Regions from separate parts of the Mus musculus genome. Here regions 1, 2, 3, 4, 5 and 7 are each linked to region 6. A link is a loop called in an ENCODE intact Hi-C map of the cell type or tissue named here. Cell type or tissue: heart. All regions are shown on one strand. Each heading gives the region's core, and the rest is flanking DNA. Links, peaks and the distances in the headings are about the cores only.

Evidence for each region. Hi-C counts contacts between places; a loop is a spot of excess contacts. Peaks named below come from ENCODE experiments on the same cell type or tissue, not always from the same donor. Only the 100,000 strongest peaks of a DNase experiment are listed, where the experiment ranks them.
Region 1: it touches region 6 in a loop (2.7-fold over the local background); 3 of 42 quality-filtered maps call a loop at or near these places.
Region 2: it touches region 6 in a loop (9-fold over the local background); 14 of 42 quality-filtered maps call a loop at or near these places.
Region 3: a loop joins it to region 6, with 7 times the contacts of the local background. A loop is called at or near these places in 30 of 42 quality-filtered maps.
Region 4: it touches region 6 in a loop (4-fold over the local background); 37 of 42 quality-filtered maps call a loop at or near these places.
Region 5: a loop joins it to region 6, with 8 times the contacts of the local background. A loop is called at or near these places in 29 of 42 quality-filtered maps.
Region 7: it touches region 6 in a loop (5-fold over the local background); 37 of 42 quality-filtered maps call a loop at or near these places.

Annotation. Positions count from the first base shown.
Region 1 is chr11:95,045,076-95,049,554 of GRCm38, forward strand. It overlaps Itga3 (integrin alpha 3), which reads right to left. Exons shown (of 26, transcript NM_013565.3): 24 at 1,846-1,971; 25 at 1,374-1,515; 26 at 1-688. The coding sequence ends at 1,405. Among named protein-coding and RNA genes, the nearest start is that of Pdk2, 5.9 kb to the left of the region's middle. In heart, for the core only: a CTCF peak has its summit at 2,094 (motif pointing right); a DNase peak (open chromatin) is centred at 2,086; H3K27ac peaks cover 1,065 bases; H3K27me3 peaks cover 374 bases.
Region 2 is chr11:95,317,661-95,322,139 of GRCm38, forward strand. Gm11520 (predicted gene 11520) reads left to right here. Exons shown (of 3, transcript NR_155298.1): 2 at 1,517-1,792. Among named protein-coding and RNA genes, the nearest start is that of Gm11520, 9.5 kb to the left of the region's middle. In heart, for the core only: a CTCF peak has its summit at 2,075 (motif pointing right); no DNase peak of the experiment used is centred there.
Region 3 is chr11:95,118,733-95,123,211 of GRCm38, forward strand. Dlx3 (distal-less homeobox 3) reads left to right here and starts at 1,385. Exons shown (of 3, transcript NM_010055.4): 1 at 1,385-1,914; 2 at 2,976-3,166. The coding sequence starts at 1,590. In heart, for the core only: no CTCF peak of the experiment used is centred there; no DNase peak of the experiment used is centred there; H3K4me3 peaks cover 2,663 bases; H3K27ac peaks cover 1,358 bases; H3K27me3 peaks cover 3,910 bases.
Region 4 is chr11:95,395,524-95,400,002 of GRCm38, forward strand. No RefSeq gene overlaps it. Among named protein-coding and RNA genes, the nearest start is that of Slc35b1, 13 kb to the left of the region's middle. In heart, for the core only: no CTCF peak of the experiment used is centred there; DNase peaks (open chromatin) are centred at 1,168 and 2,508; H3K27me3 peaks cover 222 bases.
Region 5 is chr11:95,256,104-95,260,582 of GRCm38, forward strand. It overlaps Gm11515 (a long non-coding RNA gene), which reads right to left and starts at 3,860. Exons shown (of 3, transcript XR_388972.1): 1 at 3,336-3,860. In heart, for the core only: a CTCF peak has its summit at 2,533 (motif pointing right); DNase peaks (open chromatin) are centred at 2,588 and 3,288; H3K4me3 peaks cover 1,705 bases; H3K27ac peaks cover 1,639 bases; H3K27me3 peaks cover 713 bases.
Region 6 is chr11:95,518,729-95,523,207 of GRCm38, forward strand. No RefSeq gene overlaps it. Among named protein-coding and RNA genes, the nearest start is that of Nxph3, 6.4 kb to the left of the region's middle. In heart, for the core only: CTCF peaks have their summits at 2,172 (motif pointing left) and 3,062; DNase peaks (open chromatin) are centred at 2,103 and 3,113; H3K4me3 peaks cover 1,244 bases; H3K27ac peaks cover 1,267 bases; H3K27me3 peaks cover 1,051 bases.
Region 7 is chr11:95,382,554-95,387,032 of GRCm38, forward strand. It overlaps Slc35b1 (solute carrier family 35, member B1), which reads left to right and starts at 2,303. Exons shown (of 9, transcript NM_016752.3): 1 at 2,303-2,560; 2 at 3,248-3,351; 3 at 3,933-4,063. The coding sequence starts at 2,457. In heart, for the core only: a CTCF peak has its summit at 1,877; DNase peaks (open chromatin) are centred at 908 and 2,048; H3K4me3 peaks cover 1,863 bases; H3K27ac peaks cover 1,606 bases.

The sequences.
Region 1 (4,479 bases), core at 290-4,289, 470 kb before region 6:
TCTTGCGTCTGAGCACGCAGGTCGTAAGAACATCCCCTGGGTAGCCTTTAGTGTAGCCCTGCGCTCCAGTGCCTGGCAGGAATTGCAGCTGAGCCTGACTGTCTCCTCCGCATCAGTAGTTTTATTCTGGACAGTAAACTCCATCCATTGACAATGGCTCAAGGGGGATTCAGTGTGGAGGAGCCGTGTCCCCACATCAGGGACCTTTTCCTCCTGTCTCCCAGTAGAGGCGCTTTGGCTTGGTTTTGGCACAGACAGAGACTTGGATACGGCACCCTCCATGATATATCAGAGCAGGCCATTAGCAGTAGGCCCTGTGTGTGTGTCCACTGTGCAAGGGCTGTGCTGGGCTCAGCATTGCAAGGTCTTGAAGGAGATTCCAGGGCCCCAGAAAACATGCCTGCACTGAAGAGGGATAGATGCCTGAGCCTGCTGGTGCCAGCCAAGGGCGTGGCCCCCTTTGGACTGTCGGAGTCATAATTTATGATAAATAGGAAGGAAGGGAGCGCCGGAAGGTTTGTCGGGGAGGGCATCAGTAGTATCGGTCCCGAATCTGCCAGCTGGTGACCCAGTGCTTCTTGGTGGGTAGCGTGCTCCCTGGAGGTGGGTAGCGGTCCTCCTCCCGGATACGCACTGCATGGTACTTGGGCATAATCCGGTAGTAGCGGGTCGGCTTAAAGAAGTCACACTGGGGTTTAGGCAGAAGAGAAATTGTGTCAGTATCCAGAATTCAAGCAGGAGAAGGTCTGCACCCCCCACCTCCACCGCCCCCACCCCTATGGTCCTTACAGCAGGCCATAACTCCAACATCCCAACTTCAGTATGAAATGGGCAGATGAACATCCCCACCCCAGGCCCAGAGGAAGGAAGGGCTGAGGAAGACACAGAGGAGAGCAGAGGCAGTGGAGACTAAGCGGCTGCAGAGATTGTGGACCAGGAAGATGCGGTGGTCTCAATGGCCAGTACTAGAAGTGGGTAAGACAGTTATCCTAGGGAGATGGTGGGACTCAAGACAAAAGAGATTGGCCTCCCTTGGCCCCCTCCTTGCTTGTGGGAGGAGAGAGGACTTAGAGTAACTGTGGCCATGCCTGGTGATCAGACAGAGACAGGGTCTAGCCTTGACTATTTCTCTTTTCCAGTCCTCCAGAAAGCAGCACGCTCATTGGGAGGATTTCCCAGCATACTCTTGGGATTTTAAGCTCCTGAGAGCCAGGTGGATGTGGGGGCACGGGGGAAAACCAGAATGGCCTGCACTTTGGGGTGGTAGACAAGTTGAGATCCAAGCAGACCCCAAGGCAAGAGGAGCAGACAGGACAGAATCAGAGGCCCCAGGCAGCTGGGGATTTGGAGAGGAGATTCATAGGCCATGTTACCCGGGTGGGCCGGGGCAGGGGGGCTGACCCCTCAGTAGTCGTCGGTCAGCCTTTCTGTCTCTGACGGCTGGCTCTTCATCTCAGCCTTCTGCCTCTTAGCTTCATACAGGGCACGAGTGCGGGCTCGCTTGAAGAAGCCGCACTGGAGGGAGGAGGTGGGGGTGGCCATCAGGGTTGCTGGTAGACCTGGCCATCAGCACTTGGGGAGCTGGGGCTTAGAACTGAGGAACCTGGAAAGCTAAGTCCTGAGCCCAGCTTCCTGGATAGCCAGATACCAGAGCCCCTATTCCCCTTTGCAGCCTGCAGCTCCCTGGGGCATGGGTGGGACTGGAAGCTATGGGGAGGGGCAGGGAGTATCTGGGATGGAGATGAGGAATGGGATGCAGAGCCACGGGATGGAGGGAGGTTGGGTGAGCAGTGCTGGCACTGGCGGGTCTGAAGTGGGAAGCCCCAGTAGGCTGGGAGGTTCTACCTTCCACAAGAGGAGGATGATGAGCCCCAGCAGCAGCAACCCAGCACCCACGGCCACAAGCACCAACCACAGCTCAATCTCAGCCGGCAGCTCCTCCACCAGCTCTGAGTCAATGTCCACAGAGAACTGCAGAGGAGAGACAAGTGCTGGGTTAGCCTGCTGAGACCCCACATTTGGCCATTTTCTCAGTCTCTGCCCAGCCCATGTTCCTGTCATTTGACCTACAGCCACTAGGGGGCAGTCAAAGAGTTAAAAAGCCCCCGCAGTACTCATGGACACCAGCAGGTCTTAGACAAAGATTTGGCCACAGGGGCAGGTTTAGATCTGGTAGGCAGCCTGATGTCTGAGTTTGTGACACACACACACATTTAGACTTGCGTGCCAACTCTGTTCCTGATAAGTTGTGTGACTGTGGGCTAGTATAGTAATTTCATCTCTCTCTAGTTCTTTCATGTGCTCTGTAGAGACTATTTGCAGTTATTTTACAGTATAGCCATGGCCAAAAGCATGCGTTGGGAAGTTGGGCTACTTGAGCTCATGCCCAGCGTTGCTATTCACACTGGCTGAGTGGCCTTGAACGAGTTACTCAACCTCTCTGTTATTGTCTGTAATCTGGGAATGCTAATTTCCTACCTCAAGGGCAATTGGACAGGATTAAATGGTGGTTAGCATGGGGGGACTGCTCCGAGTGGCACCTGTTACATGGCGAGCTCTTCATAGTTATTATAAACACAAACAACGCATAGCAATTGGCATGGTTTTTCCCCTCTGTGGTGGCATGTGTGTGGTCATTATGTTCCCGTATGCATGTGTGTGTATAGGTTAAATAGCCTTCTGATGCTTTGGATCTTAAGTGTTTCAAGTTTGGGATTTTGTTTTATTTGTGGCTCAAAAAGTTCCCGGTTTGGAACGTTTGCAATTCCAGTGTTTGGAGTCAAAGTTCTCTACATGACTATGCTTGATTTTTCACTTCTTTTAACATTATTTTGATTCAAAAAAAAAAAAAAGGTAACGGAGAAAATTAAGGGTCTCCAGTAATTCTGTGCTCTGGAAAAGACTGTTTCCACAATGAACAGTGGTTAGTGTACGCTGATGATCCCAGCAGGAGGAAAGAGGATCAGAAGTTCAAGGCCAGCCTGCATGACAGGCGGCCCCTATCTCCAAAGAACAAACAAACAAGCTGGCGTGGCCTTTGATCCTAGCATTGGGAGGCAGGGGCAGGTGGATCTCCATGAGTTAGAGGCCAGCCTGGTCTACTTAGGGAGTTCCAGGACAGCCTGAGCTACACAGAGTGAGCCTGTCCCATGAATGAATGAATGAGTGAGTGAGTGAGTGAGTGAGTGAATGGATGAATGAATGAATGAATGAATGACAGAAGTGCAGAGTAAATCTCTGTACTGAACTTTTCTATTTTGGGGAGAGGGTCTTGTTATGTTAGCCCAGGCTGGCCTCAAACTTTTAATCCTCTCTCAGCCTCCCACATGTTGAGATTATAGGCATGCATCTGTGTCCCCTCCCAAGCCATCTCCATATTTTTAATACACCTGGTCCACACTGATGGAATCACACTACATGCACACTTCTGCCAGCTTCATCTTCCCCAAGTTTTTTATGAATAACATCATCTTTCTGCCTCAATTGATAAAGGCCAATCTGATCTCTTCTGAGGACCGCACACGCAGTCATTGTAGAAATGGACCACATTTTATTGAGCCAATCTCCTACTGACAGACATTTAGAGCCTTTCCAATTCCCTTCTCTTATTAACAATGCTCTAAAATACCCTCACATTTTTATTTATCTTTGTATACTTGTCCTGTTAGCTCTTGAAATATATGAGCATGTGCCAGATCAAAGGGAATGCGTGCTTTAAATTTTAATGACTATTGACAAATTCACCTCCACAAAGGAGCCACCAATTTAGACTCCCGTCAGCAGTGTTTCCTGCCACTGAGCATCGCCGGATGGCATGTCTCTTTTTAGTATTTTCCAATCAGATGGGCAGACAGCTCTTCTTTGTTGTTTTTATTTCTTTGACTTTTAAGGTTTTTTGTTTAATTTGTTTGTTTGTTTTTGAGACAGGGTCTCAATATTGTGTAGCCTTGGTTGGCCTGGAACTCACAATGATCCTCCTGCCTCAGCATCCAGAGTGCTGAAATTTAAAGGTATACACCAGTATGCCCAGCTAAAGGGTTTTTTAGACAGGGTTTCTTTGTGTAACCACCCTAGCTGGCCTGGACTTTGCTTTGTAGACCAGGCTGGCCTCAAAGTCACAGAGATTCACCTGCCTCTGCCTCCATAGCACTGGGGCTAAAGGTGTGTGCCACCATGCCCAACAGGTTTTACATTTTAAATGTTAGAATTTAATATTAAATTGTGTATATGCATGTGTGTGCTGTGTGGGGATATGTGTATATTAGTGCAGACTCCCCTGGAGGTAAGGAGAGGTTGTCTGATCACCTGGAGGAAGCATTACAGGCTCTAAAATTAATGTATTAGCATCTTGTAAATTGTGATATTATTGATACATAAATCTGATTGGTTAATTAAGAATCTTGATTCTACTGGGGTATTGTGTATTGTGATGTGATGGCTGACCATGGGGTGCGTAGTAGCAAAAGGAACTTGGTGGGG
Region 2 (4,479 bases), core at 228-4,227, 200 kb before region 6:
CTCTCTCTCTCTCCTTTTCTCCCTCCCTCTCTCTCTCTCTTTGTGTGTGTATCATTTTGTAAAATTCTATTCATTTCAAACTTCTCTAATGGACTTTTTTAAAGATTTATTTATTTATTATATGTGAGTACACTGTAGCTGTCTTCAAACACACCAGAAGAGGGTGTCAGATCTCATTACAGATGGTTGTGAGCCACCATGTGGTTGCTGGGATTTGAACTCAGGACCTCCAGAATGGAGTCATTAAGAGCACTGACTCCAGAGTCTTTAATAAATCTCCAAGGATATATTAAAGGCATGCGCCACCACCGCCCAGCTGGACTTTTGATTTTTGAGTTTGAATGAAGAATAGAGATTCCAGGTGGGGTGGCTAAGCCATGTTCATTTACAGAGGCATTGTTAGTAAGAGGATGGACTATTTGCTTCATGATTATTTCTCTAGTACTGTCTGCTCTCTGTTTCTCTGTAGCTTCCCACTCGCACCCCTGGTGAACTGCCGAGTGTACATGATGTAGACGAAGAGTGAAACTGAGCAGAAAGTCTATGTAAAGTGCACGGACGCAGGGAGGCGGTTCTATCTCACCACCGCCACCTCCCCCAACAAGATTGGAGGTTCACCTTAAATGCTTGTAGTCACAGCTGGGACTTATCTCAGTGATGAAGTGTTTGCCTGGCATGTGTGCGTTGCTATCTCCAGGACTGGGGAAAAAAAAAGCTATACCCTTCTTATCCACTGTGAGAACCATGAGATGTTTCTGTTGACAACATTTTCTTGGTAACCTGAAAGAGCCTTTAAAATAAAAAATAGAAGAAGACGCATTAGCTGAGCCCAGTTAACCTCAAGGAGATTGGGAAAAAAAAAAAAAGGCCTTAGCTGGGCAGTGGTGGTGCACACCTTTAATCCCAGCACTCGGGAGGCAGAGGCAGGCGGATTTCTGAGTTTGAGGCAGCCTGGTCTACAGAGTGAGTTCCAGGACAGTCAGGGCTATACAGAGAAACCCTGTCATGAAAAACAAACAAACAAACAAAAGGCCTTTAATCCCAGCACTTGGGAGGCAGAGGCAGGCAGATCTCTGTGACTTGGAGGCTAGCCTGGTTTATGTACAGAGTTTCAAGACAGCCAGGACTACACAGAGAAACCCTGTCTTAGTAAATATCAATTAATTAATTAATCAGAAACAGAAAAAAAGACTTTGCCTTCTTCCATTTTTAGGATATGAATCTTTTTATTTGTGGAAAGCTTTCCCAGAAATGGGGACTAGAAATGGGTCCCCCTGAGTCATTCCATGTGTTTACACAAAGTTCCTCTGTGACTAACTGTTCTTAGATGAGAATCAACTGGCTGACATGAGTTGCAGGTTACCAATAGAAGAAGCACTTTCATTGCTCAGAACCAACTAGCTTATGGCTCAAACCTACAGCTTTAGACCTTTCTGCTTTGTTAAAGCTTTATTGTAAGATGTTGTTTTGTTCCTTTACTTTCTTCCATTTTCTGTATTTTTTTTTAAAATATTAGGTGAGTGTGGTATGAGTCTATGTGAGTATATATCACTTGTTTGTGAGTACATGCAGCATGCAGAGGCCAGAAGAGGACATTAGCTCTCAGCAACTGGAGTCAACATGCATGCTGGGAACAAAGCTGAGATCCTCTAGAAGAACAGCAAGTGCTCAGAGCAGCTAAAGCCATCTCTCCAGCCTGATCTTTCAGCTTTGTACCAACCAACTGGCTGCAGTGCAATCTCAGAAGTATGTATGGTACTGGGGACTGAACCTAGCACCGCACAAATGCCAGGCAAGTACCCCACTACTGAGCAGTACATAGCCTAGGCCCTTTTTTTTTTTTTTTTTTTTTTTTCAGTTTTTGCAACAAGGTCCTACTACTTCTCAGGGCACCCTTGAATTTACTCTATAGCTCAGCAGGCCTTGAACCTGCCCTCCTGCCTCTGCCTGTGAGTAGCTGGGATTACAGTCTTACACCACCAGGTCTACTATGATGCCATTTTTATAACTCTGAAAATTACATGCAGATGAGTGGGCATCTGGTCATTTTATTACCTGCCCAGCCTTGCCAGCAGATGTCACTGCACCAAGCCACATTCTCCAAAGATATGTTTAGGACGAAAGGAAGGGCTTCTGAAAGGCCATGTGGGACCATCATGACCCTCTTTCTGCATGGCTTCCATTAATACCTCTGGAAAATGATTAAGGATACATATATATATATATATCATATATGTATGTATATATGGATACATATTATATATGATACATAATGTATAATACACATGTGTGTATATATACATATGTGTATATATATATATGATATATTAGATATAATTTCCCATCAAAACTGTGGCCTAAACTCATCAGATCAAGTCTCAAGTAGCTGGGCAGAGTCAGAATTCTTACCCAGACATCTTCCCTAGTTTAGGTGGGGAAGCACAGCTGCTACAGGGAGGCAGGGCAGGTGGAGCATTTCAGTGGGGGTGGAAGGGCACATGTGATAGAGTTATCTGAGAACAAGGACTATAGTCTTGGGGCTGTTCCAAACTTCATTTGTAGAGCTGATACCCCAGGCAAAGCACTCCACCCACCCTCCGCCCTGCCCTCTGTCCACAGTGGCAGAGGCTGGCCCAGTAATTTGGGAGCCACACTATGTCAGGACACTGGGAAAGTTCTTGGCCATTCAAACCATCATTATCACTCCTAAAGGGGTATCTTAGTCAGGATTTCTATTCCTGCACAAACAACATGACCAAGAAGCAAGTTGGGGAGGAAAGGGTTTATTCAGCTTACACTTCCATATTACTGTTCATCACCAAGGAAGTCAGGACTGGAACTCAAGCTGGACAGAAAGCAGGAGCTGATGCAGAGGCCATGGAGGGATGTTGGTTGCTGGCTTGCTTCCCCTGGCTTGCTCAGCCTGCTCTCTTATAGAACCAAGACTACCAGCCCAGAGATGGCACCACCCACAAGGGGAGCCCCCTCCTCCCCACCCTCCCACCCCCGCCTTGATCACTAACTGAGAAAATGCCTTACAGCTGGATCTCGTGGAGGCATTTCCCCAAACTGAAGCTCCTTTCTCTGTGATAACTCCAGCCTGTGCCAAGTTGACAAAAAACCAGCCAGTACAATTGACCCCTTGTCAACTTGACACACAAACACATCACTAGTAAGCCTCAACCCTAAGTTCTTATTCATCCCCAAGATCTAAATAACTTTAAAAGTCCCACAGTCTTTACATATTAAAAGTTCAATCACTTTTAGAATATCCAATATCTTTTAAAATTCAAAGTCTCTTAACTGTGGGCTCCACTAAAATACTTTCTTCCTTAAAGAGGGAAAAATATCAGGGTACAGTCACAATCAAAAGCAAAAATCAATCTCTATCCACCCAATGTCTGGGATCCAACTCATGATCTTCTGGGCTCCTCCAAGGGCTTGGGTCACTTTTCCAGCCCTGCCCTTTGTAGCACACACCTTGTCTTCTAGGCTCCAGCTGCCTGTACTCCACTGCTGCTGCTGTTCTTGGTGGTCATCTCATGGTACTGGCATCTCCAAAACGCTGCTGTTTTCCACTGTAACCAGGCTTCACCAATAGCCTCTCATAGGCTCTCTTCATGGTGCCAAACCTCAACTCCTTTGCATGACCCCTTCAGTCCTGGGCCATCAATTGCAACTGAGGCTGCACCTTCACCAATGGCCTTCCATGGCCTCTAACAGTGCCTAGCCTCAGCTGCTCTGTGTGACCCCTTCATGCCTTCAAAACCAGTACCACGTGGGTAACTCTTCCATATTACTAAGCCCAGCCACAGCACAAGGTACAATCTTGGCTGTCTCTGGAACACAGCTTCTGTGCTCTTAGAAAACACTTCCCAGAAGATGTCACCTCAACGATGGTCTCTTAATCACCGCCAATTCCTTAGCTCCAGCTAACCAGCATCAATAGTCCCAGTAATGCAAAGGGTTCACTTTAGTAGTTCTGGTATCTTGTTAATCACAGCTGATTCTTCAGCCCCAGCTAACCAGAACCATAGAATAATCAAGCTCAAAATAGCAACGGCCCTAAAAAGAGTCTTTAATCTTCCCTCTGAAATTTCACAAGCCAGGCCTCCATCTTCTGCACTGTTCTCAACATTATCTCCTAAGTTCCTACACAACATCTGACAGAGCTCTTAACACCGAATGGATCTTCTAGCCCAAAGTTCCAAAGTCCTTCCACAGTCCTCCCCCAAACATGGTCATGTTGTCACAGGAATACCCCACTATGCTGGTACCAATTTGTCTTAGTCAGGGTTTCTATTCCTGCACAAACAACATGACCAAGAAGCAAGTTGGGGAGGAAAGGGTTTATTCAGCTTATACTTCCATACTGCTGTTCATCATCAAAGGAAGTCAGGACTAGAACTCAAGCAGGTCAGGAAGCAGGAGCTGATGCAGAAGCCATGGAGGGATGTTTCTTACTGGTTTGCTTCCCCT
Region 3 (4,479 bases), core at 237-4,236, 400 kb before region 6:
AGGCAAAGGCAGGGGAAATAGAAGGTTCGAGGTGTGTAGGGAAGGCCTGGGGATGGAGGGGGAAATAAGAATTAAAATTGGGAGAAGCCTCCTTCCTCCAAGGATAGGTTTGGGAGCAGAAGTGGAGATGCAATAGAGAAATGAGATTGGCACCCAGAACAGTAAATATTACCCGGGAACTGGACTTTGAGAGCCAGACAAGACTAGGGGGGTTGGAGATTGCTCCAAGGTGAGAAACATCTTCATTGGGGCCTCCATGGACAGAAGAAATTGAGTGAAGTACATGGCTCCTGTCTATTGGAGATAGATGGATCTGAGCATGTATCTATGCACATTTGGGCATACCCAGCTCACAGGTCGGTCATTCAGGACCCTACACTTCCACTGCCTCACACTACATACAGAGACACACTCTCATGCACACAGGTTCTCACGGGCACTCTTGCACACACTGTATTTTGTGTATTTTGCGGAAGATGTAACATAGATCTTTCACCCCTAACAAAGTCTGTGCTCCTAAGAGCTGTCCCAGACTGAGTGGACCCTGCCTCCAGACTTCCTGAAGAACACAGAAAGCCAGCCTCATAGGGACTGACTGCCTCGTGGCTCTTCCATTCATGAAAGGGCACACATATAGCTGGGGGTACCTCTGTCTTCTAAAGCAGCCCCTAAATCCATACAGCCTTGCTCCAGTAGGGACTTGCAGGCCCAAGGTGTTCTTGCTTGGTGAGACTCTTCCTTCAGAATTTAAAATTTTATATTTCACATCTGCAGTGTCATTAAGATAACATATTAAGCCAGGGCCATACGGAGAAACCCTGTCTCGAAAAAAAACAACAAAAAACAAAACAAAACAAAACAAAAATATAATATATTTATATAGTCCAACCTTTTTTTCCAATTTTAAAAGTGATCAAAATATTTTCATGGACCCTGGGTCTTTGCCACTTTCTGTCTGTCATTTGCATAGACCACACATACATCATTAAGGACCACCTCCTTCCACAAACACCCAATGGGTAAATTCCCCTCCTTCCTCATCTCACCTAAGCCCACCCCTGGCCACTAAAACAGACCGATTAGTAGATCCTGGGGGCTCCGCACAGCCAACCCCTCCGCACATTTGGGGGATTTATCGGAGGTAGAGCATAGGAGGAACACAGTGGCGCTGGGGGGAGTGTGTGTGTGTGTGTGTGTGTGTGTGTGTGTGTGTGTGTGTGTATTAGGGGTAACAACAAAGAGGGTTGAGAGGGTTGGGGGAGCCAGTGAGAAAGCGCGAGCGTGTTTTGCCTCGAAGGCAAGACTTGCAGCCAATCAGCGCGCAGGAGCCTCCCTCGGCGACTCCAACATTGAGTCTATAACCGGCTGGCCGGGCGGAGCTGGCAGCATTTGACTGTGGCTTGGGACGCGGAGAGAGGCACGCAGCGACTGACCGACAGCCGGCGATGGTCTAAGCGCCCCTCGGCCACCCCCTCCCCCAGACGCGACCGCGTCCTGCCCTCGCCCTCTGGACACACACCCCCACCTGGGCTCCTCCGCCCGTTCGGCGCTCCTCGGAGGAGGCCCGGGGTGTTGCGGCGCTCGCCAGCATGAGCGGCTCCTTCGATCGCAAGCTCAGCAGCATCCTCACCGACATCTCCAGCTCGCTCAGCTGCCATGCGGGCTCCAAGGACTCGCCCACCCTGCCCGAATCTACAGTCACTGACCTGGGCTATTACAGCGCTCCTCAGCATGACTACTACTCGGGCCAGCCCTACGGCCAGACGGTGAACCCCTACACCTACCACCACCAGTTCAATCTCAATGGGCTCGCAGGCACCGGCGCTTACTCGCCCAAGTCGGAATATACCTACGGGGGATCCTATAGGCAGTACGGAGCGTACCGGGAGCAGCCTTTGCCTGCCCAGGACCCAGGTGAGGATGCCCGGGTTGTGGAGAGGGTGCGAGGGACTCTAAGGTTCCCAAGCAAGAGGAAGTCTGGGAATAGGAGCTGAAATCTAGGGAAACTCGAGGTTAAGAAATGGAAGCGTTGGAGATTAGAGGAGACCGGGTTAGATGACCTCCAGAGGGGTGAACGACACTCCGAAGAGGCGCGCACTGTGCGCCGCGGTCTCTTGGAGATTCCAGGGCAGCTGGAGCCACCGGGAGCTCCTTCTGAGTGATCATGGGGGCCTTCAATGCTGCCATCCCGCTGGCACTTGAGCCGGAGACGAAAGACGGTCGCCGAGAGCTGGAGGGGAGTCAGCGAGGACTGGAGGTTCCAGGGCCCTTCTTTTGGATGCCGTCAGGGGAAACCCGGAGTAGTGAAAGGCTTGTGGAGAAAGACCCAAAGAAGTCCCAGAAATGGAGGAGAGACTGGGAAGTAGAGATGCGGAGAGAGAAGTGGGGACGGCGAGAAAGAAATGTGGGGGGGGCGGTAAGATAAAGCGCACAGCAGAAAGCAACAGAGGAAATGAAGAAAGGGCGGGGAGGAAAGAAAGAAAAAGGAGGAAAGAAGAGGGAAGGAAGAAAAAGAAAACAGAGAGAAAGGGAAAAGAGACAGAGAAAACGCTTGTACTGTCCTTGCAAATTTTTTCCTGAAACAAATGATCCTGAACTAGAAAGCGTATTAAAAGGAGATGGGGAGGAGGGGGGACAAGAAGTGGGAGACGCCACCGCGGCTAGGTGGGTCACCAGAGAAGAGTGGCTGAGCCGGGAAGGCGTCGTGAGCGAGCCGCGCGGTCCTCGCCCAGTCGGTTGCTGGCGCCGGAGTCGGCGCTCCGAGGCCCCGGGTGCCGAGCTGGGAGCGCCGCGTCGTGGGCGGCCGCCGGTCCGGCTGGGTCGCTGCGGTTCCTCCCCGGGCGCGGGCGGCACTACGCTCCTCCAAGAAGTCCCGGGGAGATCAGTGGGCCGGAGGGTGCGGCGTCCGACGGTGGGAAATCTTGGAGAACGCGGTGGTCGCAGGCTGAGACTAAACTGGTGTTTTTCCCCTACAGTGTCGGTGAAAGAGGAGCCGGAAGCCGAGGTTCGCATGGTGAACGGCAAGCCCAAAAAGGTCCGAAAGCCGCGAACGATCTACTCCAGCTATCAGCTGGCTGCCCTGCAGCGCCGTTTCCAGAAAGCCCAGTATCTGGCCTTGCCTGAGCGCGCCGAGCTAGCTGCACAGCTGGGCCTCACACAAACACAGGTTGGTACTGAACGCTCCAGGGTCTCAGGAGGGATCTGGGATTCCCTAGGTACCCCTGAGCCTGGCTGGCCCATGAAGCACCCCTTTGCCCTGCCCCTGCCCGGCAGCTCGCTGCAGGAACTCTTGCCTGCCCTTCCAGTGACTTGAGTCTCAGCTTTCAGAGAAAGGGTTACAGTAGGGAGCATAGAAGGGTGCAGTGTGCATCTTTGTGAACTTTTGCAACTGTGTATGGCGTGTCACAGAGAGATGCCCTCCCCTGTACCCCAGAACTCCCAGCTCCCAAGACCCTTAGCAACGTTTAGGACATAGGAGATCCTGTTGTCTCTCTCCCAGACTAAGTATGTACGTGTGGGGCATGCATGTGACATTCCAGGGAATATTCACATAAGGAATGAGGTCCTTTAAGGGTCATTTTGCAAACAGAAGGCCAGTATCTGTGATGAGACACTAGACAACGCACGCGTGTGTGAACACACACACAAAGTATGCTTGTATAGAAACATCATGATCCTGCTTCCCACCCAAATGCCTTTGCCAGTAGCCAAGTGGATAGGTTCTCCACTAAAAGGATGTAGAAATCAGAAAGTGGGAGTCCATCTCCACCCTCTTACCTGTCCCTAAACCCCAAGCAGCCTTGCTGCTCTTGGGGAGGAATGTCGGGTGCTGAGCTCCCTACAGGTGTTGACAGGCTGGCTTTGGTTGTGGCTGGGCTGTGTGGGGCCTGGTCCATCGGGAATCTGGGTCACCTGGTGAGGCGCTGAATCATTGTTTGTACCAGTCATGGAGTGGAGAGAAGCAGGGGAGGGGGAGATACCCCACGGGAAATTTAGGGACTCTGGAATTGTGGTTCACCTGCCCCTGAGTTCCTAGGTCACCCTTCATACCCAGCCAGAGTCTAGGAGCCCCTCCATGCCTGAGTGTTTATGTCGTGGGTGTTTATCTGGGTGTTATCTGCATGCGTTTATAGCTTTACTGTCTGGCGGCTGTGTGAGGCTGAGTGGGTATGTTGCCGAGGAAAGAGATACCTGTGTGGGTGTGTGTTTATCCCAGTGTATCGGTGAACTTTGGCTAAGGGCCTCTAACGTGGGCAAAATATCACAAACTGCCCGGTTCCCACTTAGGACGCCTTTGATTGAGCGCTTGCTGTATAACAGACCGTTTAAGTTGTCTTGTGTCTTAACTTTCTTGAGCCCAATATTGACCCTTTGAGACAAATGATGGTGTTAGCATGGCCTTCATTTTGCAGTGAGAGGAAGGTGAGGCCAGAGAGGTTAAGTAACCGGCGTAAGGTCGCACTTCAGCAGTGGCAGTAG
Region 4 (4,479 bases), core at 190-4,189, 120 kb before region 6:
GGGCATAGTTACCTTGCCTGGAATCCTAGCATTTGAGAGTTGGAGACAAGAGGATCAGGAATTCAAGATTATCCTTGGCTCCTCAAAGAGTTCAAGATTAGCCTGGGCTAGCAGAGTTCAAGATTAGCCTGGGCTAGCAGAGTTCAAGATTAGCCTGGGCTACATGAGACTCTCAAAATTTTTACTGAACTCATGAATGACGCTGGGGATGTAGTTTCGCTCAGGAGATTTCTCACCTGAGCGTGCATGAAGTCCATGAGATTGCCAGCATAGAACAAAACCAGACATGGCAGAACATGCCTGTATCCCCAGCATTCTGTAGGAGATGAAGGTAGGAGGACCAGAAATTCAAGGTCATCTTAACTAAACAGCAGGTTTGAGGTCAACCTTGGCTACATGAGATCCTGTCTCACAGGACAAGGACAAAGGGTAGCAGGGACACTGGGGATATAGCTCAGTGGCAGAGCCTCAGGTTCAATCCCCAGTACTGTATAAATAAACATAGTCTCTGATTAGATATTGCAGGGTATCTTACTAGGAGTCTTCATGTGGTGTAATTCCCAGTTTGAGCTAGTACAGTGGCTCACTCCTGGTAATCCTAGCTACTGAGTGGGACAGAGGTAAGAAGATTGCAAGTCCAAGGCCAGCCTAGGCAACTTCCCAAGACCCTGTCTCAGAGCAAACGTTAGAAAAGGCCGGAGTGGAGCTCAGTGACAGAGCACTTACCTAGCTAGCATTGGTGAAGCCCTCAGTTCAAGTCAAAGAGCTGGAAAACCAAAATCCCTTACAATTTAGGGGCCATGTTCCACAGGGCACTCAACCCAGCAGGGACTCAAGGTCAAGTGGGCTGAAAAAAAATTTAAGAAAAGAAAAGAAAACAAGAAAGCGACCTGAGATGAAAGTGTCCATAACTCAGAGCAATCTGGGGGCCTTGAATCACCTCCCCTGGCCTCAGCCCCTCTAGGCGGCCAGCTGGAGGGTAGGCTGTGGGGGCTGCGGGAGCTTTTCAAGAAGGGCTGCAAGGAACCTCCTCTGGTTCTTCCTGAGACCTCCCTCCAATATGTTTGGACTGGCTTCAGTCACAGGGCTCCCTTGTGTCATCCAGAATATTCTGGAGAGAAGCCACTGCCTTGTTTAAGCCATCTGACAGGCATGATCCTCAGGCCTATAGCATGTGCCAAAGTCTGCCACTGGCAGGGAAGGTGGGGAGGGGACCCAGAGGAACTTGAAACCTTGAGTGGTTCTGTTGGTGTGAAGGGCCACCAGGAGCCTCAGAGGCATGAGAAGCTGATAGCAGTTCAGTTGGCTCCTGTCCACAGAGACACAAGCTCTCAAGTGCAGGTCACTGCTTCTGCTGCCCCTGAAGCTCGCCTTTTTCATCCAAAAATGGGCAGACTCCCTGTGATTTCTGGGAAAGGTAAAAAAGGGAAATGCTTCAAGCCATACGCCAACGCAAAGGACATGTGTGCTTCGGCCCACTCTCAGTTTTGATTGCGGCATCTGGACATTCAGAGCTAGCAAAGGTGCCACGTTGTAACTTATGTCTGACTAGATGTCTTGCTTTCTACCTAGAATCCTAGAATTGCCACAATGTGACCACAGGCCTGCAGGCATTCTGTAATTGAAGGCTGGGAACTCGATGTGGGAGATAGAGATAGAGGTAGAGGTAGAGAGAGCGAGAGAGCGAGAGAGCGAGAGCGAGCAAGTTATGGGAAAGGGTCCATGCTCCCTTCAGATTCACTGGGGGCTCCATACACAAGATCCATCATAATCACATAACCTGTTAATTCAAAGGGACTTCCTAGCCAGGCACGGTGCTGCACGCCTTTAATCCCAGCACTCGGGAGGCCGAAGCAGGCAGATCTTTGTGAGTTCGAGGCCAGCCCAGGCTATATAGAGAGAGACTTTGTCTCAAAACACACACACACAGACACAGACACACAGACACAGACAGACACAGACACACACACACACACACAGACACACACAGACACACAGACACACACACACACACACACACACACACACACACACACACACACACACACACAGTGGTTTCCCAAGCAGAGCAGTATAACTAACTAGGCAGCACTGTGTGATATGGTAATTGTTTCCAGAGGCTGTATAGATGGACAATGAGGTTGAGGGCATGGATACCAATCACAGCAGCCCATCCGGTTGGATTCCCACTTTCCTCCTGGACTCTCCATATACTCTCCAGGGCTGCCAGGTTTAATGAATAAAAATACAGGCTGCTTATCTCACGTTGAGTCTCAGATAAACAACACATTTTTGGTATATGTCTCTGTATTCCAATTTAGCTAGCATTCTATATTTTATCTGGCATTGGACATTATCCAAAATGTTCTTATGGGCCCCTCTCCTCCCAAGGAGGCATTCTCATTTTCATTCAAATCTCAGTTCTGTGCTCAAGGTATGTTTTGTTCCGGGCCAGATTTGTTGTTTCCCTGGTGGCCTGGGGAAGTGCAGTACCAGACCTTATCAGCAGGGGGCACCACTCTCCTAGATGAGATTCTTCAGAGGAGTTGCTGGGGGCTTCAGGAAAGGAAAGGTGGGGACATCGAATTGAAGGCTCTATTTGTTGCTTCAGTCCTCCTCCTGGAGCTCACGTCTCACCCCAACACCCTGCCAGAGCTATTTCTGTGGATTAAGAACCTGATCCTGTCACTTGGCTCTGAAATCACTTCCAAGGTTCCAGAGTTACCTTCTCGACGCAGCTTAAAAAGCCCTTCAGGATCCCATTGGTGTCTATTTTGCCTCCGTCAACTCCTGCTACTTCCAGCCTGCTCCATCCCACCCACCTCACACTCCCAGCTCTCCCATTCACCAGGGACTATTTGTAGCTTCCCCTGTATGATATTTACTGTCATGCCTTTGTGCCCAGCGTTCCAATCCCTTTTTCCATTTGGTTCGTTTAGCCACTCTGCTCACTCAGCACACTGCAGTGGTATGTACTGAGACAGACCGTGGAAATGTGCTATGTGGAGCAGAAGGCTGCCTGGAACCCTTCCCCTATGATTCCCACGGGAGGAGGGATGAGACAAGTAAATATATAACAAAATATTTGGACTCCGTTCAAGGGTTGATGGATCTGTCTTCCTCAAACTGTTCCCTCTCAGATTTTCTGATGGCTTTCATGTTAAGGGTCCTGAATCCTGACACACCTGCCCAGTCACTGCGGAGAATACACATGAGATGAAGTAACAGGTTTAAATCAGTTTTGGGGGTGCTGGGGGGTCGGGATGAAATTGTCTGTGACAGACTGAAATGCGGGTACCACCTAGAGGATTCGGTAGCTCTTCACCTCCTCCATTCAATGACGTTTGCCATTTCAAGAGAAGATGGAAGGCAGTGGATGTAGTTCAGTTGATAAGCTGCTTGCCTAACATGGGTGAAGCCCTGGGTTCGAACCCCAGCATTTCCAAACACCAGGCGTGGGGGTACATGCCAGTAATCCCAGCACTTGGAAGATAGAAGAAGACCCTAAATTCGAGCTCATTCTCAGTTATATCGTGAGTTCAAGGTCAGCATGAAACTACATGAGGCCCTACCTTAAAGAAAGGAAAGGAAAGAGAGGGGTGGAGGAGGAGGTGGACAAGGAGAAGAAGAGAATAGAAATGGTCCCTGTTTTCAAGAACTTTCCCAGGTTTTTGTTTGATTCTTTGCTGGCTTAAAGTAGACATGCCTTTTGGTCAGGTATGCCCTAGGCTGCCAGTCGGGCATCACCTTTCCTATAGCAGTTCCATCAGAGCCTACTATCAATGTAGAGCTTCTATGGGTTTTAACTGCAAGACTGACCAGCTCACTGTAAGTGTTCAACAAACGCTTGTGAAAGAGTAAGAAGGAAGGATGCTTATGAAAGAGAAAGGAAGCAAGAAGGGAGGGGGTAAAAAGGCAGGAGACAAGGAGTAACAGTTTGCTGATAGAAGTTCTTACTGCCTTTGCTTTGGGCATGGAACAGATGGGACACAATAGCCTGACACTGAATTTATTGCTGAGTGTGCGTGTGTGCATACACGTGTGAGTTCTCATGTTAGCAGGTGTGACAGCTGGAAAATATGTCTAAGAACCATCAGTTCCATTCTCCAGCGGGCTCTCCGGCTAAGCCCTTCTTATTCTGGGAGGATGGGGGCTGGGGAAGAAGGCAGGGGCTCACGGTGGACGTCCTGGCTTTCCTCCAGGACCTGCAGCCGCCTGCATAGAGATGAGAAAGAGTCTATGTAGGCTTTTGGTACCAACTGATACATCCTCAGGGGAAGGTGTCTGGCAGCTGCTGCCACCCACTGCCTACACACCGGAGTGCCCACTGCATAGCAAGCAGTCGAGCGGGTCAGAGCTTAAAAGCTTCTTCTCCTCACTTGTCCAAAAATGAGATCATCAAAATGATCCCTTCCCCTGCGTTGGGGGAGAAGGGGGCGCGGGGTGGTGGTGAAGATGTAAGATGTATGAGTGATCAAA
Region 5 (4,479 bases), core at 328-4,327, 260 kb before region 6:
AACTTTTTTTTTTTTTTTTAAATGATGCTCAGCTGGGCAGAATAGAGCATACTCATAGTTGTAGCACTAGTGCGACAGAAACAGAAGGATTCAAAATTCAAGGCCAGCCTGGCCAGGCAGTGGTGGTGCACGCCTTTAATCCCAGCACTCAGGAGGCAGAGGCCAGCAGATTTCTGAGGCCAGCCTGGTCTACATGGTGAGTTCCAGGAAGGGCCAACCTGGGCTACAGAGTGAGACTGTCTCAAAGACTGCTCCTCCAAGGGACGATGATTGGATTCCAAGCACTCGATGGTGATTCACAGCCTCTTTAACTCCAGTCCCAGGATATCTGATGTCTGCTCTGGCCACCATGTGCACCAGACATACAAGTGTTGCATAAAGATGTAGACAAAAACACCCATACACGTAAAATAAAATATATTTTTAAAAAGTTTTAAAAGATAAAGATTGAGACGGGCGTGGTGGCGCACACCTTTAATCCCAGCACTCGGGAGGCAGAGGCAGGTGGATTTCTGAGTTCGAGGCCAGCCTGGTCTACAAAAGTGAGTTCCAGGACAGCCAGGGCTATACAGAGAAACCCTGTCTCGAAAACAACAACAACAACAAAAAGATAAAGATTGACATTACGTAGTCCTTGAAGGCTGAGTGGAGACGGGGTATGAAATAACCCTTGGCTGTCTGTATCTTCAGGGTCAGAACGGAGGAACAGGGATCAGGCCCACGTGAAATGGCAGAGCCTAGGTCCCAGCTCCAGTCCTGCTAGGCCCAGGGAACTCAGGACATCTTGATGTCTAGAGTCACCTCTGCTTCGATCCTAAGTGCTTGGACATCAGAAATGGAGTTTTCTCCCAACCCCAAGCTGTCCTCATCTGCCCCAAGCTACCCACACTGGCCTCATGTTCACCACAGACAATAGAAGGATTGGGCAGATCTAGGACTGGGACCAGGGGCATCTCCTCATCTCCAGTTGCCCTCTCTAGTTTGGGTGGCTTAGATGTCCAAGGTCATGGTCAGGGATAGCAGGACAAAGTATGTCCTCTAAGGCTAGCCCAGGTGCCCCTTGAGACCGGCCATCCTGATTCCCCCCTCCTAGGCACTGTTTCCATGCTAGAGCCTTTTGAGAGCAGCAAGCTGTTTTGCAGACGGCGGGAACTGGAGGGAGGCTCTATTCCGCAGACCAGGGGCAACGCATTATCAACATTTTCAATTAGCAGTTCACTCCACCGCAGCACTCAGACCAGGCTCCAGGAAGAGAAGACTGGTTTTAAACAGAGCTTCTCTCCCCTCACTAATGGGGTCAGACCCGAGGGTTTACTGTTTGCAGGCGCTGGGAGAAGTGAGCACTTCAGAAAGGCTCCTCTGTTCCCCTGGAGGCAAGGGGCAGTTCTAGAACCCAGAACTCCTAACATCCCATCTTCACCACCCTTCCTGTGCCCACCCTTTAAGATCCAGGATGCTGAATTTTGTCTAAGGAAGACACTCCATACAGGGAGACCCAGTCTGATGGCAGGCACCTAGCTGCCATATTTTAAGAAGCAACTGAATGGTGAAACATCAGGGAATGCCCCATGACTTTCCTTAATCTGGGCTTTCCCAGGGAATGTAGATGGATGTTGTCGTTTAATTATATTATTAACAGCAATAATTGCTGCCATTTATTATATGCTGACAGCGAGCTAAACAAACGCTGCACAAAAATTCTCGTGTTATCTTCTTACTCCCTACAAGTGTGCTCTCTCTCGAGCGTGCTCTCTCTCTCTCTCTCCCCCCCTCTCTGTCTCTGTCTCTGTCTCTCCTACAGCAAGGGAAGTTTAGTGATGGGGCCATAATTTGAACCTCCACACTCTGCAGACACAGTGGAGACAAAACACCCATACACGTAAAATAAAAGGTTAATAGAACAAAACAAAACAAACGAACGCCAAAACCCAAACAACAGTAACAATAACACCAAATCCTGATTTGCTAGCAGTAGATATGGCAACACTTTCAGGAAATTTAATCTGGACCCTGCCAGAGATATGGGAAACCAGGGCTAGAGGCCAACAGCCTAACAGGCTAAAGATGCCAAGAACATGAGAGATTTGGGTTCAGTAGTGGAAATGTGGGTAAATATCTGTCCACCCCAACTCTGACTGTAAGGACCAGTGAGGATAGAGATGGAGCCTTTTGCCCAGTGTGCCTGCTCTTCTGTAGATGCCCTGCTATGTCAAAGTAGACGTTCAATAAATTCATGGCCAATGAGGGGGAACAGTAAGGTGAGAGAAAGAGGGGGGAAGGGGAGAGGGAGGATGGGGGAAGGAAAGGGGAGAGAATGAATGAATATATATGTCCAAGCTATTGCAATGGAGGGGTCCAAGCACGGGGTTTTTATTTGTTGCTCCAGGTCTGGGCTCTCGGGTGACCTGAGCCACTTTACTCCCCCGCCACTGGAAGGAACCTACTGTTCTTCTATGCAAAGAACAGAACATCATCAGAACCCTGCACCCCGGTCCCAACTCGCGGGCACGCGGCGCTCTGGGAGGGGCGATGAGTCGGTCAAAAGCTTCCACGTGGGGGCGCTGGTAGGACGGAAGCAGGGTCCAGCGGCGTCCCTAGATCAGTCCTTAACATCTGGCCTTCTTCCGCAAGTGTCTCCACGGGGCAGCCAAGACCTCTCACCCGAGCCCCTCCCAGCCCCGTCATCGCTTCCCCCCTCCTCCCCCCATTCCGTTTCCTTGATCTAGGAGGTGAACGAAACAAGAGCCGAATGCAGACCCAGGTTCGAATCCCGACTCTGCCACCCGTGGCGCCTGGCCTCCGGGAGCCGGCCTCTAAAGGGCCCACGACCCCCTCCTCTGGCCGAGTGGGTGCGCGGAAGCGTCGGCTTCCTGCCCGCAGCTCGCCCGCGGCATCTAGTGTTTCCCTTTTCTCCCTCGGCTTTTTCTTTTTTCATCCCTGTCCGCTTGCATCTTTTTCTTCTCGGCTCCGCAATCCTGGCCAAACCGCAGCCTTTAGCAATCCTTCGCGCCCACCCGGCGCCCAGGGAGCCTCTCCGCTGCCGCGACCCGCCCCGCGGCCAGAGCGCCGCCCGGGACCCGGGCCGCCCACGTGCAGTTGTTCCGGAGCTCAATCTGCCCTCCTGAGTCGGTGAGGGTTGCTGCCGGCCTCAGCCGATAGAGGGCGCTGCCCCGGTTCGGCCAGTCGGGGGCACTGCTCGGCTCGACCGCTGGAGGGCGCTGCTCGCCCGATCGTGCCCGACTGCGCTAGTACCGAAGTCCCATCCTGCCGGGGCCCCGCCTACCCCCGGGTCCGACCTCAACCGGAATCTGCCACCCACCCTGCGTTTCCCTTACCCTACGAGGACAGAGCGGTCTGTCCTCCGGTGGCCTTGTCATCCATCTGGCTTCGGCGTCCCAGTCCACCCGCCTCAACATTGCAGCGAAGGGGACTCGCCGGCTAGGGCCTCGCCCGCCCGGGTGGCCGAGGGCACCGGGCGGGGCTGCGATCCCGGTCGTCCGGCCTTCCAGCCTCAGCCTGACCGCAAACCGAGGGCGATGCTGCAAATAGCCGCGGTTTCCAGCTGGTGCCCCGCCTCCCTCTTGGTCTTCCGGACCTTTGGGGTTTTCTCTCTCTTCTTCCCTCCACCCTCTCATCTGCCCAGTGCCTCCCCGCTGTGTCCACACAGTGCGCCCACCACATCCTGACCCATGCACTGTGGTTCCTTCACCGGCGAGGTGGAGAACCTCGAGACCAATGCCGAGGCTCGGGCGTCTGCTGTGCCTGTGAACGATTTACGCAGTCATTCATGAACTGCTTGCACCGTAGCAAGTTTGCAGACAGGGAAACTGAGGCTCAGAAACTCCTCACAGGGGCTGGAGAGATGGCTCAGCAGTTAGGAACACCATCTGCTCTTCCAGAGGTCCTGAGTTCAATTCCCAGGAACCACACGGTGGCTCACAACCATCTGTAATGGGATTCGATGCCCTCTTCTGGTGTGTCTGAAGACAGAGTACCCACATACTTGAGAGAGAGGAGAGAGAGAGAGAGGAAGTCTGGGGGCTTCTCTGGGTTCCTCTCCTTTTCTCAAACTTCCTCAAACACATCTCTTTAAAGTCAGGTGCCATCAAGAAAAATATACACCAGGGTGGGTGTAATTCAAGAGAGTCAGGGCAGAGTGTGGAGGTCCAAATTATGGCCCCATCACTAAACTTCCCTCCTGTAGCGGAGAGAGGAGAGAGGAGGAGAGACTCCTCACAGACTAAAGTTAATCTATCTGTGCCTATGGTGGGAAGGCTACCTCCTATTCCAGAGCCCATGCTGGGATCCTCAGGCTAGCCTATAGCGAGTCTGACCTGCCTGTTTGCACATCTGTAAAAGATGTTCAGCCTGGCCTGAACCAGGGAATCTGCATTTTAGCATGTCCTAGTATTCTGAAACAACCCCTATTGCAGCGCACCACAGGTTTCTGGCGTTGAGGTTAGACACAGTGTCTTCTTC
Region 6 (4,479 bases), core at 307-4,306:
ACCTGGGTACCAAGCTCCACGGCAGTGGTGTGATCCCAAGGTGTGTCTGTCACTCAGGGCCACATCTCCATATGCCCCGACTCCTTCTCATAGCATCCCTTGCACACAATAGATACTCTGCGAAAAGAAAAGATGCTTAGTGCCCAAGGCCTGGAACCTCCTGCCCACTCTGCACCCAAATGTCCCTTGCCCAGCATTTGCCTGACACCTCCTCTTGCCTGCTTCTGGAAGGATCCTGTATATGTGTTTCCCTCTTTGCCTCCCCAGACCAGCCAAACAGCACAGTGGGGCCCCTGATTTGCCCTCAGCCAATGGGCGGGAGCTAAGAGTTTCTAGCTGTTTTTGAAAAGCAGGCAGACAGTGGCTGCCCTTAAACTCACTGTCTGGAGTGGTCTGAGGGAGAGGCGAGGCTGGCTCATAATTGTTAGCAATCTCTCCGGGTTAGCCGGCAATTTGCAATTTTAAAGAGTCGGATAGAGATTTATGTATTGGGCATTAGGGAGGCCCAGGGGGAAAACCAAACTTAAATAGGGGGGTGAGTATGGGTCCCTGGGAGATGAGTGGAAAAGTGTGGAGCCATGGGGGAAGGAAAGAGCCTTCTAGGCAGATGAAGCCGTTCGAGGAAAAGTCACAGATAAAAGAGAGCCCAGGAGTGGGGTTCTGAGGGGCCCGGATGAAAGAGTCATTTGTTCCATGAATAGTTATCAAGTGTCTACTTTTATGTCCGGTCCTGGCCGGTGTGCAGTGTGTTTCTGGACCGGCAACTGCGTTCCTCATTTGCATGGAGAATGTGGGGTGGGGTGGGGGTGGGGGAAGATGTGGAAGACAGCAGGGGGAAGGCCCAGACTCTGCGATGCTAGCACACAGCACAAGTTCCAAGAGGAGACGGGTCCTAATTTACCTGGAGCCCAAAGGATGGGAGGGCCTGGGGCTGCCTGAGGGTTGAGGTTGGTCTTCTAGGCAAACGGATGGAGTATTAATCTCCTGAGCCTAGGAAGCCTTAGTAAGAGGAGCTGGAGAAGACACGAGTGTGGCGAAGACAGGGAGAAGGGCTCAAGGGAAGGGGAGATGGGGGTGGGGGGTGGGAGTAGAGGGGTGTGAGGGTTGCTGTGGGTGACTATGGAGTCAGCACCAAGAAGAGCACCCCGGTCTTTGTGAGAGGTAGAGCTGAGAGTTGAGTGAATTGGAGGAGCCAGGCAGTGGTGGTAGGTCAGAGACTTGGGGCTGTGCGGAAGGGGCAATGGGGACAGGAGAGGGTGGCTCTGAAAGGGGTCTAAGAGAAAGGTGTCTAAGTTCAAATTGACCCCCAGCTCTCTGGCTTAGGGAACACAAGTGTGGGACGAGCCTGTGGGTACTTGGGGCCCAGGCATTGTGAAAACAGATGACACTGGAGAGCATCCTGCAGAGGGCAGACCAGTACGTGTGTGAGCCTGGAGGCTCATCTGAGCGAGAGTGGGGATTGCTAACCAAGTGCACAGTGACAGGGCTGGTGCACAGTAGGGCCACAGAATCTGTTTTGTAGGAAGTAATGAAAACAAGAGACCTTTCATTACTCAGTGGTGGACCTTTGACTTAGAATGCTCTGAGGGAGACTGCTAAGGTACCAAGTTCATGTTTTAGGTCCCAGGGTGTGTGTGTGTGTGTGTGTGTGTGTGTGTGTGTGTGTGTGTGTGCGCGTGCATGCGTGCATGTGAATGTGTGTGTGCCTTCGCGTGTGTGTGTTACGTGTTACTTCAAGTGCTTCTAAGCCTTCACCACCCGAAGGGACCTTTTACTGGAAAAAGCATAGTCTATTTGCTCTTGTTAGGTTCCTGGCTCTGAGGCCCACCCCCCACCATCTTAGTAGTTGGTCTTTCCTCTTCCTGGATCACGGCGTCTGGAGGATGTGGAGAGCTTCAGCTTCTCTCTCCCGGTCTTTGTCTGTGTCTGGATGTAGCTGGTTGAAAGTGCTTTGTAAACTGAACAAAAGGAGCGCTGGGGCTCCTTCCGGTTACATTTCAGCGTCTTGGGAGATGAAGAGTGAAAGGAAGAAAATAGGCATCTGGCCAGGCGCCAACACCTGGCACTACCTTCAGTGGCAAACCCCTCAGCCACCTGTCGGCTGGACCCAAGTCACCATGGTTAACGAGAACCTTACAGGGGGCGATGGTGAGACGGAGCGCGGGTGTGGTGCGAGGATACGAGTGGCGTCGGCGCGCCACCTGGTGGGCGGCCCGGGGAAGGCAACGCCCTCTTGCCGCCCGCGACAGCTCAGTGCCTGCCTAGTGCCTCTCATAGACTGAAAAAATGGACGGCCATCATCTTAGGAGGTGAAAGCAGGAGGATCAAAAGTTCAAAATCATGCTCAGGTGCATACCTAGTTCGAGGTCAGCTTAGGTTCCCTGAACTCCTGTGCCCTACATGTCCCCAAAAATGGTATGAATGGGGGTGTAGTGCTTTTGAGCTCCGGAGACCGATCACCTAGTCCCTAGCTTGAATTTGTTCACCATCTTGGGTAGGTTATTTCACCTTTGTGCTCTTCGTGGTGTAATAACTATGTCGGGCAGACGTGCTCAACGATTACTAGCTATTGGAATATTCAGACTTGTTACCCAAGCACAGATTTCCAATTGTCCTGTTGTGCTAAAAGCTCACAGGGAGGCAGTGTTGTCAGTAGTTGGTCACAGGGAAAGACGGTGGATGGACGGAGGCAGGTCGTACATCTCGCAAAACTGCCTCAAGGTCATCATGGTGAAATGGGTCATCTGCGGCGAGGATTATTGCTTCCTCTGTGCACGGAGGCGATGCAGGGTGCCCAGGTTCCGCAAGCTCTCCAGTCTCCAGGGCCGTCGAATTTGCCTCATGGGTATCAGCTACACCGGCCTGAATTCAGGGGCTTAAGATTCTTTGGACCCCTGCTGAACACGATTGTCAAAACGCCAAGTGTCAGCTCCTCGCACAGATCCCATTCTTGTTACCTGCCAGGCCTGTCCAGGAGCTTCAACAATTCCGGGGGCCACTCCCCAGGAGTGCAGAACGCTTGGCTGCACCTTCCATTTCTAGGCCTGTAGCGACGCCTGGCGAGCAAAGGAAGAATAACTGCGCCTGCATATTGGCGCGCTTATGCCAGCAAGCTGAGAAGCCCTTCTGGGTGGGGTCCTGCTGGGCACTCTTGAATGATGGCCATGGGAAGCAGCAGACACTTCCTATTGGATCCTGGGATCACGAGGGCTCCCCAGAGTAGCCTTGACTGGGGCTTCTATTGCTCGGATGACATCTAGGATCATCAGATTCCAAATCCCTTCCAAGACCTGGCAGAGGGAGTTTAGGGGCCCCAGCAAGGGGCAGGGAGGTGGGTGGTAGTCAAAGATACTAGGGCCTCAAAGGGAAGGATTTCCAGGTTTTTTTTGCCCATATATATTGTTTGGGGTCGCCATTGTTCTGTTTCTGGTAATTCCAGCCTGTCCTAGCTTGATGTGATACCACCATGATCAAAAGCAACCTGGGGAGGAAAGGTCTATTTTATTTAACCCTCTGGGTCTCAGTCCATCACCAAGAGATGGATGCAGGAGCTCAAGCAGAGGCCACGGAGGGATGTTGCTTACAGTGACTTGTTCCCCAGACTCACGCTCAGCTTTTGTACCTCTCAGGACCCCCTGCCCAGGGGTGGCTCCACCCAGAGTGAGCGGAGGGCCCTCTTATATCAATCATTATCAAGAAAATGTTCCCCCCCCCCCGACCCCAGACTTGCTTCCAGGCCACCAGTCTGATAGAAATGTTTTCTCAACTTCTTTCCTCTTCTCAGATGACCCCAAGTCTATGTCAAGTTGAAGACACACACATATTTCAGCACACAGCCCGGAGAGATTTGACGACAGTGCTACATAGGACAAAGGTAGATAAGCTTAGGAATGGTCACAGCCTAAAAAGGACTCCAGTCCAGGAGGCTGCTGTAAGCCGAGGACCAGGGGAGAGGCAGCAGGAAGGACACCGTCACTTGGACCTGGCTCTTCTGCCTCTGATAGCCCTGGGTCACCATGGGAGTGTGGCTGCCAACACCCACTTCATGCAAACTTAGCCCCTGCCTGCCAGAGTCCTGCAGCTGGTGGGAAGCTCAGAGTCTCCTCACTCCTGCTAAGCTAGACCCCAGTGAGTACTGACTTCGCAAGACTGGGATGCAAAATCATGCATGTCACAGTTGATGAGTGGGGCCTCCTGTGTTCTGCCTCATGAAAGACTCATATTTCCCCTCATGATGATCGCCATGCCAACTTTGTCCCTGCTCTCTGCCCCTCCTCTCTATCCAATACACTCCAGGGCAGGCTGCGGGACTCCACTGCTATTCCCAGGGTTGGGGTTGGGGTATGATGCCAGGTCTGTCCTCCCATCAACCTTTTTTACCATCCTCACCCCCAAGCAAGAGGAAGTCAGAGTTTGGGAATGCAACCAGTGGGTAGGCCCGTGGAGTTGTCTTTCTACTGTGTGGGGCTTGCCAAGTCA
Region 7 (4,479 bases), core at 262-4,261, 140 kb before region 6:
CAGGCTATCCCAAGTACTATCACCAGCAAACCAAATGAGAAGATGTAAGAGAATGTCATTGAAAATATGACAACCGGGCTGGTGAGATGGCTCAGTGGGTAAGAGCACCCAACTGCTCTTCCGAAGGTCCGCAGTTCAAATCCCAGCAACCACATGGTGGCTCACAACCATCCGAGATCTGACTCCCTCTTCTGGAATGTCTGAAGACAGCTACAGTGTACTTACATATAAATAAATAAAATCTTTTAAAAAAAAAAAAAAAAAAAAAAAAGAAAATATGACAACCGTTGGGGTGAGAGAAGAACCATTCTGTGAGTGAAGGAATATCCAAACAGCTTTTTCTAAAAAGACTGTACCAAGTCAGGGAGTAAGGATTGGCACCCTGACCCACTTCACAGCTGGTGCTTCCTAACCAAAGAACCCCCCTGCTGGTTATCACCATTGATCTCACCTGAGGAGACTCAGCCAGGTGGTGGCGGCGGCAACCGCACACATCTTTAATTCCAGCACTTAGGAGGCAGAGGCAGGTGGAGCTCTTGAGTTCAAGGCCAGCCTGTCTACAGAGAGTTCCAGGACAGCCAGTGAAATCCTGTCTTGGAAAAAAATAAAAAACACATGGGGAAACTCAACCCAGGTCAAGTGAATTGTTTGAGGTCCCAGTTGGAAAATAAAAGGCAGAAGTGGAATCCAGACTCACTGTTTGGTTCCCTGGAAGTGTCTGTCTGCTGATTCACTAGAATAAACCAAAGGCCAAGAAAGTAAACGTATAGTGACTCCCAGAAGGAGACACCAGGAAAGGGACAGACCCTATTTTCTCTTAGTCCTCCTAGCCTTGAAAGATGTCTGGCTTGTCCCCAAAGCCTTAGTGAGTCAGGTCCCCAGTGATGGGTGTGGTGCTGCCTGCCTTTCCTTCCTTTGCCTGAGGACGTGCCAAAGGAGCAAGCCTGCTTAGAGGAAAGCAACCCAAGACCCACAACTGCTTGACAATTGGGACTGTTATTAGGTAGGGGACTTGGTGACCTGGTGTTAAGTCTTGCTTTTGCAATTCTAGCAAAGCAGGTGAAGACCCAACTGTTAAATCAGGGAGAAGTCCATGGATGAGACCAAAAATAGGAAGAGGTGTGGTGTGGTGTGGTGTGGTGTGGTGTGTGTGTGTGTGTGTGTGTGTTGCTTCATTGGAGAGTTGGAAGGTCTTGAAGAAAATTTACTTAAGAAGTTGGAAGGGAGCCAGGCAGTGGTGGCGCACTCCTTTAATCCCAGCACTTGGGAGGCTGAGGCAGGCAGATTTCTGAGTTCGAGGTCAGCCAGGTCTACAGAGTGAGTTCCAGGACAGCCAGGGCTACACAGAGAAACCTGTCTCGAAAAACCAAAAAAAAAAAAAAAAAAAAAAAAACACTCGGAAGGGAGGTAAAGAGAAAAGGATTGTAAATTCAACATTATTCTACATAGCAGATTCGAGGACAGCCTGCGCTACATGTGATTATGTCTTTTGTTGTTTTTTAAAAGGCATTTCAATAAATTGAATTTTTCACCTCGAAGAGGTGAGGAAATACGATTAGAGTTGAGAAAATATGATGACTAATACTCCAAACTTGCACAGCACACTTAACAGTTTATAAAACACTTTGGTAAACCTTAGCTCATTTAATCCTCACACCGTTCAATGAGTGACAGGGTGGTTATTACTAATTACCCCTCGTTTGCAGAGCGAGAAAACTGTAGCTCGGAATTTAAGCAACACGTGATGTGCTGCCTCTAAGTGATAAGAGCCCTGACCTATCACAGAGCCTGCCCGGTGGCTCCCTGCCCAAAGAAGAGGACCTGGACTTCTTAGCCAGGTCTTGAACACAGGGTAGACAGGGTTGGAGTCGCTAACGTTGGGCAGCGGCTAGAGGGCGCTACGGCTCTATGAAGCGTTCTTGGCGTTAGGACCCAGCCGAGGCCTGACAGCCAACTGCAAAAAAAAAAAAAAGCCTTTAATTCTCTTCTGGCCTCACCGCCTCTTTCTCCGCCCATCTGTCTATTTTCGCTCTGCGGAGCCAATTGATAACATCCACATACTTATACGTCATCACTATACGCCGCGTAATCGCCTAGGCCTCCCCACCGAGCTCCAGCTTGTAGATGTCCTCGGCGTTGCCTGATCGGAAAAACCTAAAAGAGGAGACAATAACCTCGATATGGCTGGCTTTCCTGGCCACCAGGAATGGAGCCAAGATCTTAAAGCCTTCCTTCTTTCCTAGAACGCTCCTGCCGGGGCAGGAGGCATTTCCCTCTCGGAAGCTCTGAGCTGGCATATCTGGAGGTAGCTGCTCCGGCCTACGAGCCGGCGGTCGCACGCAGCTCCTATGAGGTCCCTGCCGCCGGCCGGCGATGTCCGCCTGGAGCTTTCGCCTTCGCCGCCGGTACCGCTACCTGCTCTGAACGGATCTTCGGCCGACTCGTCCGTGCGTCTCATGGCCGCTAGTAGATCCCTGGTGCCTGATCGGCTGCGCCTGCCGCTCTGCTTCTTGGGTGTCTTTGTCTGCTATTTCTACTATGGGATCCTGCAGGAGAAGATGTGAGCAGACCCTTGAGGGGGCAGGACTCCTAGCATCCCCCAGCCAGGGCCGGAATTCAGTCTCCACCATCCATTTTACGGTCTAGTCTTCAGGCTTCCTGTGTCTGGTACAGGGTTTTCTCTTCTCCGGCTCGGCCCTCTGACCTTTTTTTGCACCCTGCTATTATACATTGCTAGCTGAGCATCCTTGTAATTCTAAAATTTCAGGGCCGGCCTCTGGAGTTTTAGAACGCGATTTTTTTTTTCCCTTTAGATATTTTTACTTTTGTTGATTCCAAGAGTGCTCCGTGACCTGAGCCAGGTCTTATTTTATTTTATTTTTAGAAAGCCCCGAGGTGTTTGCAGACCGTTAATCTTCTTGCTCTGGGTCTTGCCTTTTTTTTTTTTTTTTCTCCTACGGGGGATACTTTTGTTCAGCTGTCTTGACTTTTTTTTTTTCTCCTACCTGTGTCCTTTACGGATATTTTTTCCTTAGGCTATGGTAGCAGTAGGTTGGCGTCTACTGTTTAGACTTAGTTTTTAGGCTTAAATCAAATCGTCTCCTTTGGGTAAATGAGCTCAGTAATCCTTCCTAACTCTAACTACACCCACAAAAGCATGATACTTCCAAAGCTCTCAGTGGATCTGAACATACTTGATGCCACCGAGTAGCACACACTAATTGCTTTTTTATGTGTTTCGTCTTAGCACAAGAGGGAAGTATGGAGAAGGACCCAAACAGGAGACATTCACCTTTGCCTTAACTTTGGTTTTCATCCAGTGTGTGATCAATGCTATGTTTGCCAAGATCTGTGAGTACCTCATAGTAATTTGTTGGGCTCACTCTCCTTCCTCCCATATTCTGGGCATAGACGTGGATTCATCTTTAAAAATCAAAGTTTTCCCTACCTCCACACCCTTGAGTATTTAAACAGCTTCTCTACAGACTGTAAAACCAATGGCTGTGAAATGAGATTAAAATATTAGGCCTCTAAATTATACCAACTTTTTAGTTGGAGACGACTGGGCCGTCTATATTCCAAATCCCCATTGAAAGCCCTTAGAACATTTTCCCCTTTATCCCTTTGACTTCGCTTTGTGTGTCAGCTTCAAACATGTCTTTGTTCCTGTCAGTAGAGTTAAGCCATCCTTTCTTGAACTCAGTGAATCTCTCCCTCCACTCAGCATGTGGTTGTGTTAGGCTTAAGGGGAACTGGGACGATGAATAATTTTCAGAGATTTCCCAGCTTAAGAGGATAGAAATAGCGGTCTTACTTGACAGGCAAGTTCCTTTCCTATGGCCTCAACTTTTTGCTTAGTGGTCCATCCTTGCCCCACCGGGTTTCTCTTGTATGTTTTGTTTGTTTTTGTTTTATTTTTTGTCTTCTCCCAGTGATCCAGTTTTTTGACACTGCCAGGGTGGATCGCACTCGGACCTGGCTCTATGCTGCCTGTTCTGTCTCCTATGTGGGTGCCATGGTCTCCAGCAACTCAGCCCTGCAGTTTGTCAACTATCCAACTCAGGTGAAACCTCAGGGTGAGATGAGAGTTGGCTCAGAAATTGTGTGGACAGGACTAAGGGGATCTTCCCTCCTCTTCCCCTCAGGTCTGTGACTTAAAGGAAACAATCCTAGAAGGCTAGGGAGTGAGCTCAGTTAGTAGAGCTGGCTTAGCATGCGTGAAGACCTGGGTTCCATCCCCAACACTGCATGAGCGAGGCATGGTGTCACATGCCTGCCTGCAGTCCTTGTACTTGGGAGGTAGAGGCTGGAGGGTCAGAATCAGAGGCTCATGATCATGTTCTGCTGTAGCAGTGTATCCAGTTCAAAGCCAGCCTGGGCTACTTGAAACTATGTTCAAAACAAAACAAACCTTGAAACTATGTTCAAAATATAAATAAATAATAGGAAAAAAGAAAGAAACACTCAAAGCAGAGTATG